Linked DNA regions of Homo sapiens: all the other regions are linked to region 2. Evidence: read pairs that join two places in POLR2A ChIA-PET (ENCODE). Cell type or tissue: OCI-LY7. All regions are shown on one strand.

The links. Peaks named below come from ENCODE experiments on the same cell type or tissue, not always from the same donor. Only the 100,000 strongest peaks of a DNase experiment are listed, where the experiment ranks them.
Region 1: POLR2A ChIA-PET joins it to region 2 with 5 read pairs; 3 of 35 experiments call an interaction of 5 or more read pairs at or near these places.
Region 3: POLR2A ChIA-PET joins it to region 2 with 5 read pairs; 4 of 35 experiments call an interaction of 5 or more read pairs at or near these places.

The regions. Positions count from the first base shown.
Region 1 is chr1:84,485,405-84,489,404 of GRCh38, reverse strand. All of the region lies in intron 3 of RPF1 (ribosome production factor 1 homolog), which reads right to left. Among named protein-coding and RNA genes, the nearest start is that of RPF1, 8.1 kb to the right of the region's middle. In OCI-LY7, no CTCF peak of the experiment used is centred here; no DNase peak of the experiment used is centred here.
Region 2 is chr1:84,285,910-84,289,909 of GRCh38, reverse strand. No RefSeq gene overlaps it. Among named protein-coding and RNA genes, the nearest start is that of SAMD13, 14 kb to the left of the region's middle. RefSeq lists a silencer at 2,177-2,377. In OCI-LY7, no CTCF peak of the experiment used is centred here; a DNase peak (open chromatin) is centred at 2,299.
Region 3 is chr1:84,342,832-84,346,831 of GRCh38, reverse strand. All of the region lies in intron 3 of SAMD13 (sterile alpha motif domain containing 13), which reads right to left. Among named protein-coding and RNA genes, the nearest start is that of SAMD13, 43 kb to the right of the region's middle. In OCI-LY7, no CTCF peak of the experiment used is centred here; no DNase peak of the experiment used is centred here.

The DNA.
Region 1 (4,000 bases), 200 kb before region 2:
TCAGGGCAGAAACTGAGATGTGTTTACTCTTGAACTACTTTCATTTCCCTCATCAACTTGGTTAGTAAAAACAATAACCACAAAAAAAACAAAACAAACAAACAAAAAAAGAACCAAAAAAAACTAATGAAATTACGAGAAGACAAATCTTCCATTGAGAGACACTCAGATTTAAACATTAATGAAAGTAGTACCTTTTAAAATTTGTGGAATATACCAAAAGTGGTAGTCTGAAAGAGTTTTATGGCTATACCTGCTCATATTAGAAAAAATATATATTGAGCAAATCAATAAATACAGAATAAACTCAAAGGAAGCAGAAGAAAATAATAAAGATAAAAGGAGATATAAATGAATTAGAAAACAAAGATTCAACAGGATCAAAGAAGAAAGTACTCAGAAAAGACTAAGAGAATAGATATCTTGGTAAAAACTGATTTAAAAAAGAGAAAAAGCCAAAATAAAATAATATTAGGAACGAAAAGTGGACATTACTGTAGTCTCACTCATGAACACAGATATAATTAATTCTAAGCAAAGAATTAATAAATCCAATTTGGTTATGATGTTTAATGCAGTAAGAGAAAAGCCACATAATCACCTCAATATTTGCAAAGAAAACATCTAATAACATTCTACATTCATTCATGACAAACAAAACAAAACAAAATCATAAGAATAAGTAAAATTTACTTAACCCTTAACTCATAATAATCTATCTCTAGTGACACAAATATTAATGTTGACTCATTGGAAGTATTCTTTTGAAAATCAGGAACGTGGCAAAGATGGCACTGTTGATTTTTCTATTTATTTGACATTAGGCTAGAAGTTCTAGAAGGCACAAAAATGGGAGAAAAATGGGTCAAAATAAGAAAACTGTCATTTGCAGAAATGGTTATCTAAACAGAAAAATGAAAACGATATCCCAACAAATTAGAAATGAATTTAGGTAGGCTACTGGTTAGAACATCACTATTCAAAAATCCATTGCATTTTTATAAATTGGCTAACAAAACAATTTTCAAAGACATGCAGTTTACACCAACAAAAACTGTAAGATATCCAGGAATAGCTCTAGCAAGATTTATGTGTCAACTTCCATGAAGAGAATTACGAAATACATGAAATACATTTCACTATTTAAAGGAGACCTAAGTAAATATATATTATATACATACATACGTATCCCCAAATTGATCTGATTTAGTGCCATTTATAATTTATATGGAGGAGCAAAGGCCTAGGAAAAGCCAAAACACATCTGAAGAGAGGGGATTTAGGGGCAGGAGTGAAAGAAGCATTTTGCCCTTATAGATATGAAGCCTTATTATGAAGCTAAATAATTAACTAATGATGCAGTGACAAACTGACGAAGCAAATAGCCCAGAAAAAGACCAAGCATATATAGATATTTGATATATATCATGGCATTACAATTCATTGTGGGGAAAGGCTGCACTACTCCAAAAATATAACTACTGGTTATATATAACCAGTACTGGATAAACTGGTTATATATAAATGAACTGTTAAGAAGTAGAACACAGAATTGTAAGAGTACATTAAAACTAATTCAAAATATATATATGCAAAAGGACAGGTTGGGGAGACAGGAAGGAAAGTAACTGGTTTCCATTCTCACACCAAACAGAAAACAATTCCTGACAATCAAGCAAATAAATACGAGAGGCAACTCTTTAATTATTTTAGAAGGAAAGAAGAACTTATGATCACAGGAAAGAGAAAAGTTTCTTAAATATTACATAAAAAGCTTTAAGTGCTAATTTTTCAAAAACTCAACTACATCAAGAACTTCTGGTCCTGGTCCTCAAAAGACACCATAGAAAATAAAAAGAGAATTCATGAATTGGAAGATTTCTTTAATATGTATGAAGAATTGGTATCCAAATTATATAGAGAAGTTCCACAAATGCGTAAAATATACTACATGATAGAAAACTGGGCAAAAGACATGAACTGGCTTATCTCTAAAGAAAACAACTTATATTAAATGATGCTCAACATTAGAAAACAAGGAAATACAAATTCAAACCACAATGAGACAGCCTTTTATCATTAGTCTGAACATACCATGAGTTGGTTAGAATGTGGATGAGCAGGAACACTACTCTTGTACCACAAAAGTATAAAATGATACAACCACTACTTTGAAAAATATTTTGGTACAATTATGTAAAGTTAAACATTTACACATTCCATGACTCAAAATTATCCTACTGTAGGTAAACATTCTAGGGAAACCTTTATGTACACACACCCTTGATATGCCTGTTACCCCCAAATTTATCTCAAGACCTCTTTCCTGAATTCCAAGCTCACATCCCAACTACCTGCTTGACATCTCTTCTAAAAACTCTTGAGTCATCTCAAACATAATATATGCAAAACTGAACTCTTGATTTCCCCTTAAATCTCCTTCACTCAGTCTTCCACATCTAGTCAATGACCATTTCATCCTTCTAATTTGCTCAGTCTAAAACCTTAATACCATCTCTGAATCCTCTATTTATCTCATATTCTGCATCCAATTTGTCAGGAAATTGAAGCAGCTCTGATTTCAAAATATACCCAGGGGAAAAAATATTTAGAATCAGATCAATTCTCACCACTTTCATTGTAACTACCCTGGCCCAGGTCATGATGAAAGCCCATCATTTCTTTCCTGGATTTGTTTAGTAGCTTCCTTTCTCTACTTACCTCTCCAGCTACATTCTCAGTAAAGCAGCCAACTACTTCTAAAAATTAAGTCTGATCACATCATTTTCCTATTCTTTTTTTTTTTTTTTTTTTTTTGAGACGGAGTCTCGCTCTGTCGCCCATGCTGGAGTGCAGTGGCGCGATCTCGGCTCACTGCAAGCTCCGCCTCCCGGGTTCACGCCATTCTCCTGCTTCAGCCTCCCGAGTAGCTGGGACTACAGGTGCCCGCCACCACACCTGGCTAATTTTTTTGTATTTTTAGTAGAGATGGGGTTTCACCACGTTAGCCAGGATGGTCTCAATCTCCTAACTTCGTGATCCACCCGTCTCGGCCTCCCAAAGTGCTGGGATTACAGGCGTGAGCTACTGTGCCCGGCCACGTCATTCTTCTATTCTAACCCACCCAGTGGCTCTTCATTTCACTAAGTATAAAACCAAAGTCCTCATACCGGCCAACAAAGTCACTGATCTGGTCTTTCTTCTTCATCATACTTTCCTAGGACCTCTTCTACAATTCTCTCCCTTGCTTGATTTCAGTCACAATGGCCTCCTTGTTATTCTTAAAAAGCATATTCGATACACTCCTGCCTTGGAGCTTGTGCACTGGGTGTTCTCTCATTCTGGGGCTCTTTTTGCCCAAAGATGGCTAATTTCCTCACATCCTTCAAGTCTTTGCTAAAAGGTCAATTTCTCAATAAAGCCTACCCTGACTTTCCTATATAAAATCACTACCCAGTAGACAAATGGGCAAGAGACACAATCAATCAATCAAGGGGAAAAAAATATGAAAAGATGTTCAACCTCATTCAAAATGAGAACTGCAAATTAAAACTACAGTGATATACAATTTCTCACTTATCAAACTGGAAAAAATGATTTACAATGAGTGTTAAGTTGAGGAGTAACATTCAAGTTATCTCCTCCCCAAATACTTACTAATTATCATACAAAGGGAAAAACAGTAAATTCAGAGTGGAGAAACCTGGCAGGCACCACCTTAACCAAGTGATCAAGGTAAACATAACCAGTATGAGAAAATTATCAGGTGACTCTTGGTAAGAAGTACTGAAAAAGGACTTAACATAATATTCATGGCACAGGTTAGCCTCCCTAATCCAAAAACACCCAAAACCTGAAATATTCCCAAATTCAAAACTTTTTGATAAAGCACCAACATGGCGCCACAAGTGGGGAATTCCACACCTCACCTCATGTGATGGGGTCACAGTCAAAAGTTTGTGTCATGCACAAAATCATTAAAAATATTGTATAAAAGTTA
Region 2 (4,000 bases):
ACAATCTGTACTTTCTTTGCTTTTGTTTTGTCTTGGTTTTATTTTTATCTTCCTCTATATTTTAGTATCAAAGATTAACAAAGCTGGACTCTAAAGTGGCAAGGACAGACTTTAATCAGTAAGTAATAGAGACAATCTACAATAGAGTAATCAGAGAATAGAGATAAGCATCCAGCATGAACTGAACTCTGATTTGTATAGAGATGACCAACTAAAATAGGAGTAGGACGGGGGTGAATGAGGGCTCAGGAGAGTCAGAGAAGTGAAACATAACAAAGGGTTCACATCACAAAGTGGTAACGCCAGCTGTTTCTGGTAGGTGATAGTTACAAACACTAGGATTCTATCTTCCTACAGACTGGGAGACAGGGGCCCTATTCTTCTTGATTGTATTTCAAATAAATGGCTTTTGGGTCCTTGAGAAAGACACCCCTGAGTTGTAGGAGATACATGTACATCTCAAAGAGACAGAGGAAGGAGTCACAGTTGCAAGCCCTTTTTAGTAAATGTTCTAAGAAAGGGTGGTCAGGGCATACTGCCAGGTGTTGGCTCAAACAAATAGTAAGTTATTTGGCATTCTTGAGCTTTCTTAGTGAGGCACTTTAAAAGGAGCTAATGTCAACCTAGTGATGTGGCCTTGAAATGGTGGAGGAGAGAAAGTTCTTAAAAAAAAAAAAAAAAGAAAGTATGTTAGTTTTTGTACAAGTCTTTATAGGCCAAGACTGATACCTTACCAAGAAGAGGGCTTAGAGGAGAAGAGCTAGTCTGGTCAAGGAAAATATTTGTCATTAGTTATTTATTGCTGTGTAACAAACTACCCCAAAACTTAGCAGCTTCTAACAACACACACTTATTATCTCACACTTTCTGTGGGTCAGGAGTCCTGGTGTGGCTTAGTTGAATCCTCTGCTTCAGGGTCTCTCACACGGCTGCAATCAAGGTAATGGACAGGGCTCTTCTCTCCTGAAGGCTAGATTTGGGGAGGATCTGCTTTCTTACCTATATGGTTGGAGGCAGGATTTGGTTCCTTATGGGCTGCTCAACTGAAGTCCTCAGTTTTTGTCACATGGGCTTCTCCATAGGGTAGCTCACAACATGGCAGCTGGCTTTATCAAAACAAGTGATATGTGGGGAAAAGTCAGAGTAAGAGTGTAAGCAAGACAGAAGTCCTAGCCTTCTATAGCCCAACTTCAGAAGGGAAATCCTATCACTTTTGCCACATTCTTTTTGGTAAGGGCAAGTCATTAGGTCTAGACTAACACAAAGGCATGAATGCCAGGAAGTGGGGACAATTGGGAGCTGTTTAAGAAGGCTACCTGCCACACTCTAGCAATTGGGGAGTTGTAAAGTCTGTTTTAAATAATATGCTTACATTTTTATTTTTCAATTAACTTTAGAAATGCAATGATGATGAAATGATGAAATCAGTCTACTTAACTTCTCTCTTTTCTCTTCCCACCTCTTAGTTTGGAAAGCAAATATGATTCTTGTTCCAGTCTATTGTCATCAAAATATTATGATTTATATTATGTATTTTTTTAGTATTAAAACAACTATATTTAATTTTATGACTTAAAATGCCAATTACTTAAATATGTGTAGTAGACTTAAAGCTCACGGCTTAACCTTTTGTACATCATGACTTTCTCATTCATGAATTTTATTTTATGGTTACTTATCTGTTTATTGTCTTAATTTTTTTTCCTGACAGATTTTTCAGAGGTGCATAAATGCTATTTTTCTTGAATTCTTGCATATTTGAGAATTTATTTCTGTCATGATTACACATGAAGGTGGTTAGACCAGATAAGTATCGGGGGAACCAGCCCCCAATATTTCAATGTAGGTTCTTTTCTATTTTCCCTAAGTGTCGGCCGGTCTAAGAAATAAAGGGAAAGAGCACAAAAGAGAGAAATTTTAAAGCTGGGTGTCCGGGGGTTACATCACAGGTCATCAGGTTCCGTGATGCCCCCAAGCCAAAAAACCAGCAAGTTTTTATTATGGATTTCAAAAGGGGAGCGGGGTACAAATAGAGTATGGGTCACAGAGATCACATGCTTCAAGGGCAATAAAATATCACAAGGCAAATGGGGGCAGAGTGAGATCACAGGACCAGGGAGAAATTAGAATTGCTGATGAAGTTTCATGTCCCACTGGGCACGCATTGTCATTGATAACATCTTATCAGGAGACAAGTTTTGAGAGCAGACAACTGGTCTGACTAAAATTTACTAGGCAGGAATTTCCTAATCCTAATAAGCCTGAGGGCACTGCAGGAGACCGGGGCTTATTTCATCCCTTATCTACAACTGTATAAGACAGACACTCCCAGAGTGGCCATTTTAGAGACCTCCCCCTAGGAATGCATTCTCTTTCTCAGAGCTGTTCCTTGCTGAGAGAAAGAATTCAGACATATTTCTCCTATTCACTTTTGTAAGAAGAGAAATATGACTCTGTTCTGTCTGGCCCAGCAGGCAGTCAGGCCCAGTGGTTATCTCCCTTGTTCCCTGAAAATCGCAGCCATGCTGGTCCTTTTGGATGCCCAGATTTCATATTGTTCAAACACACATGCTCTACAAACAATTTGTGCAGATAACGCAATCATCACAGGATCCTGAGGCGACATACATCCTCAGTTTACGAAGATGACAGCATTAAGAGATTAAAATAAAGACAGGCCTAGGAAATTATAAGAGTATTGACTGGGGAAGTGATAAATGTCCAAGAAATCTTCACAATTTATGTTCAGCGATTGCAGTAAAGACAGGCATAAGAAATTATAAAAGTATTAATTTGGAGAATGAATAAATGTCCATGAAATCTTCACAGTTTATGTTCTTCTGCCATGGCTTCAGCTGGTCCCTTCATTCAGGGTCCCTGACTTCCTGCAACAGATATGGAATGTTTTTTCTTCCTATGTTTGTTAGCCATTGCTCCATTTTCTTCTAACATTTAACATTGCTTAGAATATGCCTGATTCCTTTGTTTATGAAGATGACCTTTTTCCTTCTGCCTAGATGACTATAGGATTCTATTTCTTTTAGTCCTTAAAGTTCTAGAAAGAAAGCTTTTATTAAATTTGATTGGAATATGGTGAGCCTTTTCAAAATTCAATTTGAAAACTTACTTTAGTTCATAACATTCTTCTATTGTGTAATTTTTCATTTCCATTTGCTCATTCACATCTTCAAAGATAAAAGTCACTCATGTTTTAGTTCTCCATTGTCCATGGTCTACAACTTTCATCTTCTTTCTGATCACCTTCATTCCATGTCATTTTCCACCAAATTCCATGTGATTATTTTCTTCAATAGCTTCCTCTTCATGTCCAATTTTCTGCCGTTTAAATTCTCTTCCTTGGTACTTTTAATGTGATTTTCAGTTATTTAATTTCTTCTCATTTGATTCCTCTGCTTTTCTAGATTTCTCTTATTTTTACTGTTGCATGGGTTCTGTGATTTTTTTTTTCTAGATTAAAAAAAAAAACTACCTAAACTCTTTGAAGGAAGTCGATGAGATCTAGTTGATTTGCTTAAGAATAAAGGGAGTGATTTTCCTGCTTTTCCCTCTGTTTACCTGAGTAGTGTTTGAATCATCCACTTATAATGTAAGCTGGAGCACTAATGTTGATGGCTTATAATGTTTGGTTAGTCACTCAGTGATGGATGAGCTGGGTCAGGAGGAAAATTTGCTATGAATGAGGAAGAGACTCAGGAAGAGATTCATACTTTTTTTTTTTCCTACTTATTACCCACTTTTTTCCACAAAGCATTGGGAGGGAATTGTAATAATATAAAAAGCAATTTAAAAAACTAACATCAGAAAGAAAATACCAACACAAGAGGAGAAGAAAAAAATGAAGATATGTAGCTGTAGCATCCTACAAAGTTATTAAAATTAACTTACAGTGAGATGTTTAAGCTTCCTGACAACCAAATCAAGAAGAAACGTGTAATTAGATATATGATTCTCATTGACTCTAAAAGAAAACCTAACAGTT
Region 3 (4,000 bases), 57 kb before region 2:
TTAAAGAGTTCAAAGACTACATAAAACATTCGTTTCATAAAAATTGTACACACAGGAAAGTTCCTTGATTAAGAAAGCTAATAATTTGATACATAACGTCCATGGGATGCAAGTGAAATCCAAATTCTACCAACAGCATGCTGTGCTACAATGAGCTTGGGACTGGAAACTGGAAGACAGGTTCTTGCAGACTCTATCAGTAACTTTCCGTAAGGAACAACTCCTCTGGATCCCAGTCTGTGTATTAATATAAATGAAGTGATTGGAGTGTGACCAATTCCAGCTAAACAAAACAAAACCAAGATTTTGCATGTACATCATGATGAAGTCCAAAACAAAAAGATATTTCACATCTTGGGAATTGTGTGTTAACTGATAATCATTTGTTAGTGTCAGTAAAACTTTGACATTGATTGTGTCTTTATGTAAAATTAACCTTCAGGTTCCCGTTGGGCAATAAACAATGTTTACATACTTATTAAGTTCCAGCAAGTACTCATGCATGGAAGTAAAGTTCCGAGATGATAGGTTTAAATTTCCAATGAGGGCAAGAATCTAGATTTAAAAATAAATGAGTAGGATTCATAGATATTATAGCTCACTAGCTAAGCATGTGCTTTAGACTAAGACACTACTTTATTGCTTATTAGTGGGGCCTGGGGCACATTACTGAATTTTTCTAAGCCTCATTTTCTTATCTATGTGATGGGGGAAAGTAACTACTGTGTTTCACTGCTGCAAGTATTATTGAGGTAACTTTTGTGAAGTAGAATTCCTGACATGCACTGATCACTCAATAAATGCTAGTTATTGAAAAAAGCATATAAAAGCTGAGTATGGTGGTACATGCCTGTAGTCCCAGCTACTTGAGAGGCTGAGGTGGGAGGATTGCTTGAGCCCAGGAATTCAAGGCCAGCCTGGGCAACATAGTGAGACCCTATCTCTAAAAAATTTAAATTAAAAAATATGTATAAATTTTAAAAGCATATAAAGATCTCAACCCATTTACTTTTCACTCATTCTCTCTGCCAGCATTAATCTATACTAGGTAACTCTGAATTGAAGCTATTTGTGATATGGTCCATGGGAAATGTATAGGAAGAAAGAATAGGTGGGAACAGAAGTAGCAAAGAGAAAAGAGCCTAGGAAGAGACAAAGAGTAGCCATCAAGACAGGCAACTAGGCAATTGCAAGGTAGGGCAGGAAAAACACATTGAAGAGAAGTCAATGGAATTTATGAAGGTCGGGCTCTGCGCTGACTGGGAAGGCCATATTTGTGGTGGTGGCCTCTACTGTCCCAGATGGTGCATAAGGGAAAGAAGGCTCAATTTAGAATCAGAAGACTGGGGATGGATGCTCTGCCTGCTACTTACTAGGTTCTTACACAACATCTGGCACATTCCCCTCCTCTGTGAAATGAGAGGTTTGAACTAAGCTGACCTCTGTCCATCCTAGTTCAAAACATTCTCAAACACCAATTCAGTCTTTCATAAGCATCAGAACACCCCAGCCTCATATGAAAATCTCCCTGTTAAAGAACACAGCAGCAACTTCTTACCAATGATGTGGAGGAATCTCATGAAACAGTCTTTTTCTGCTTCATTCTTCCCCCTCACATCTTCTAGCACTTTCTTTGTAACAACTCTCTTGCCATTTACTGTCTGGCTACAAATGGTGACCAGTCTGAAGTTTCTCAGTCTGCTGCTTACAAAGGGTTCAAATGTCTCAGAGGTAGAGGTACTTGCTCTGGAGCCCAGAGATAAAAAAGTGGAAAATCCTGTGTCCAATATGGGAGCCACATCAAAGATGGAGGAGTGGAATCTCCTGGCTTTACCCACAAGGCCAAGGGAAAAATCATCACCTGAGAATCCTGAGAATGCATAGTTCCTCCTCCAAATGTTTTTTGTCTCTGCCATCTCCTCTGTTTCCCTTTTGGTTCGGTTCCTTCTGGACTTGTCATACTCATTTCATTTCCTGGCATCAGACAAGACCTCATAGGCCTCTTGCTACTTGTTTGAATTTCTCCTCAGATGCCTCTTTGTTCCCTGGGTTCTTGTCTGGGTGTACCTGCAGAGCCAACTGGTGATAAGCCTTCTTAATATCAGGGGAGGAAGCATTTTGAGGCACACCTAGTACTTTGTAGTAATTCACCATGTTTCTTTAAACAGCCTTTCCCCACCAAGACAGGGTTTATTTTTGGAAGAATTTCCATATAAGGTTGGAAAGGAAGATGGTGAACTATTCAAGTTTACACCAAGCCCTTTTGAATACTATCACAAGGCTCTTGGGATGAAGTATCTTCTGGAGAGAAGTTCCTCTTTGTTGTATGGATCCTTCACATGCCTCCACTCCCGCCCACCTTCTGTCAGCAGCTCCTTGTGGGTGGAGTGACTATGAGCTCAACATTCTCAGCCAATGACTCTCAGCTGATGGCTGTGCTTGCCTTGCCTTCCTATTGGTGGGAAATTTAGAGTGGATAATATACACTGTGGGGAGGCTTCACCTTATTTAAAAATCAACACTGAGCAGCTTATTCAGAGAGAAGCTGTTTGTGTGGCTCAAAAGTATTTCATTTGTTGAAGTAACAGTCACAAGCAAAATGGCTTTTGCACTTAAATCGGACACAAAATCCATTTTGGCTCACTGTAAGGGCTAATGCTTTCAGTGACTTCATGAGTATTTCCTAGTGCTATTTAATATTTTCTGCTGGCACAAGGTAGGTGATAAAGGGTCTGTATTACAAAAAAAAAAAAGCCAAAAAAACAAAAAACAAAAACCTGAAACACATTTCTGATGAAGGAAAATACATAAGGCCCATTTTATCAAATGAGAAAACTGGGTCATAGAGATGAAACTAGGCAGGCTTTTCAAAATAGTAGATTTACAAAATATAACTAGAATTGAAGACCTCCCATATATTGTCAAATAAGTCTTCTTCAGCTGATTAAAAATTTTTTTTAATTTAAATTTAAATTTTATTTTAAGTACATGTGCAGGATGTGCAGGTTTGTTACATAGGTAAATGTGTGCCATGGTGGTTTGTTGCACTATCAACCTATCACCTAGGTATTAAGCCCAGCATGCATTAGCTATTTTTCCTAATGCTCTCCTTCTCCCCAACCCACCCCTGACAGGCCCCAGTGTGTGTTGTTCCCCTCCCTGTGTCGATGTGTTCTCATTCTTCAGCTCCCACTTACAAGTAAGAACATGCAGTGTTTGGTTTTCTGTTCTTGCATTAGTTTGCTGAGGATAATGGCTTCCAGCTCCATCCATGTCCCTGCAAATGACATGGTCTCATTCCTTTTCAGGGCTTCACAGCATTCCATGGTGTCTATGTACCACGTTTTCTTTATCCAGTCTATCATTGATGGGCATTTGGGTTAATTCCATGTCTTTGCTATTGTGAATAGTGCTGCAATGAACAGACATGTGCATGTATCTTCATGATAGAATGATTTATATTCCTTTGGGTATATACCCAGTAATGGGACTGCTGAATCAAATGGTATTCCTGATTCTAGATCTTTGAGGAATTGCCACACTGTCTTCCAAAATGGTTGAACTAATTTACATTCACACCAACAGTGTAAAAGCATTCCTATTTCTCCACAACCTTGCCAGCATCTGTTGTTTCTTGACTGTTTAATAATTGCCATTCTGACTGGTGTAAGATGGTATCTCATTGTGGTTTTGATTTGCATTTACCTAATAATCTGTGATGTTGAGTTTTTTTCATGTTTCTTGGCTGCACTAATGTCTTCTTCTGAGAAGTGTTTTTTCATGTCCTTTGCCCAGTTTTTAATGGGGTTGTTTGTTTTTTTCTTGTAAATTTGTTTAAATTCCTTGTAGATTCTGGATATTAGACCTTTGTCAGATGGAGAGATTGCAAAATTTTTCTCCCACGCTATAGGTTACCTGTTCACTCTGATGATAGTTTCTTTTGCGGTACAGAAGCTCTTTTGTTTAATTAGATCCCATTTGTCAATTTTTGCTTTTGTTG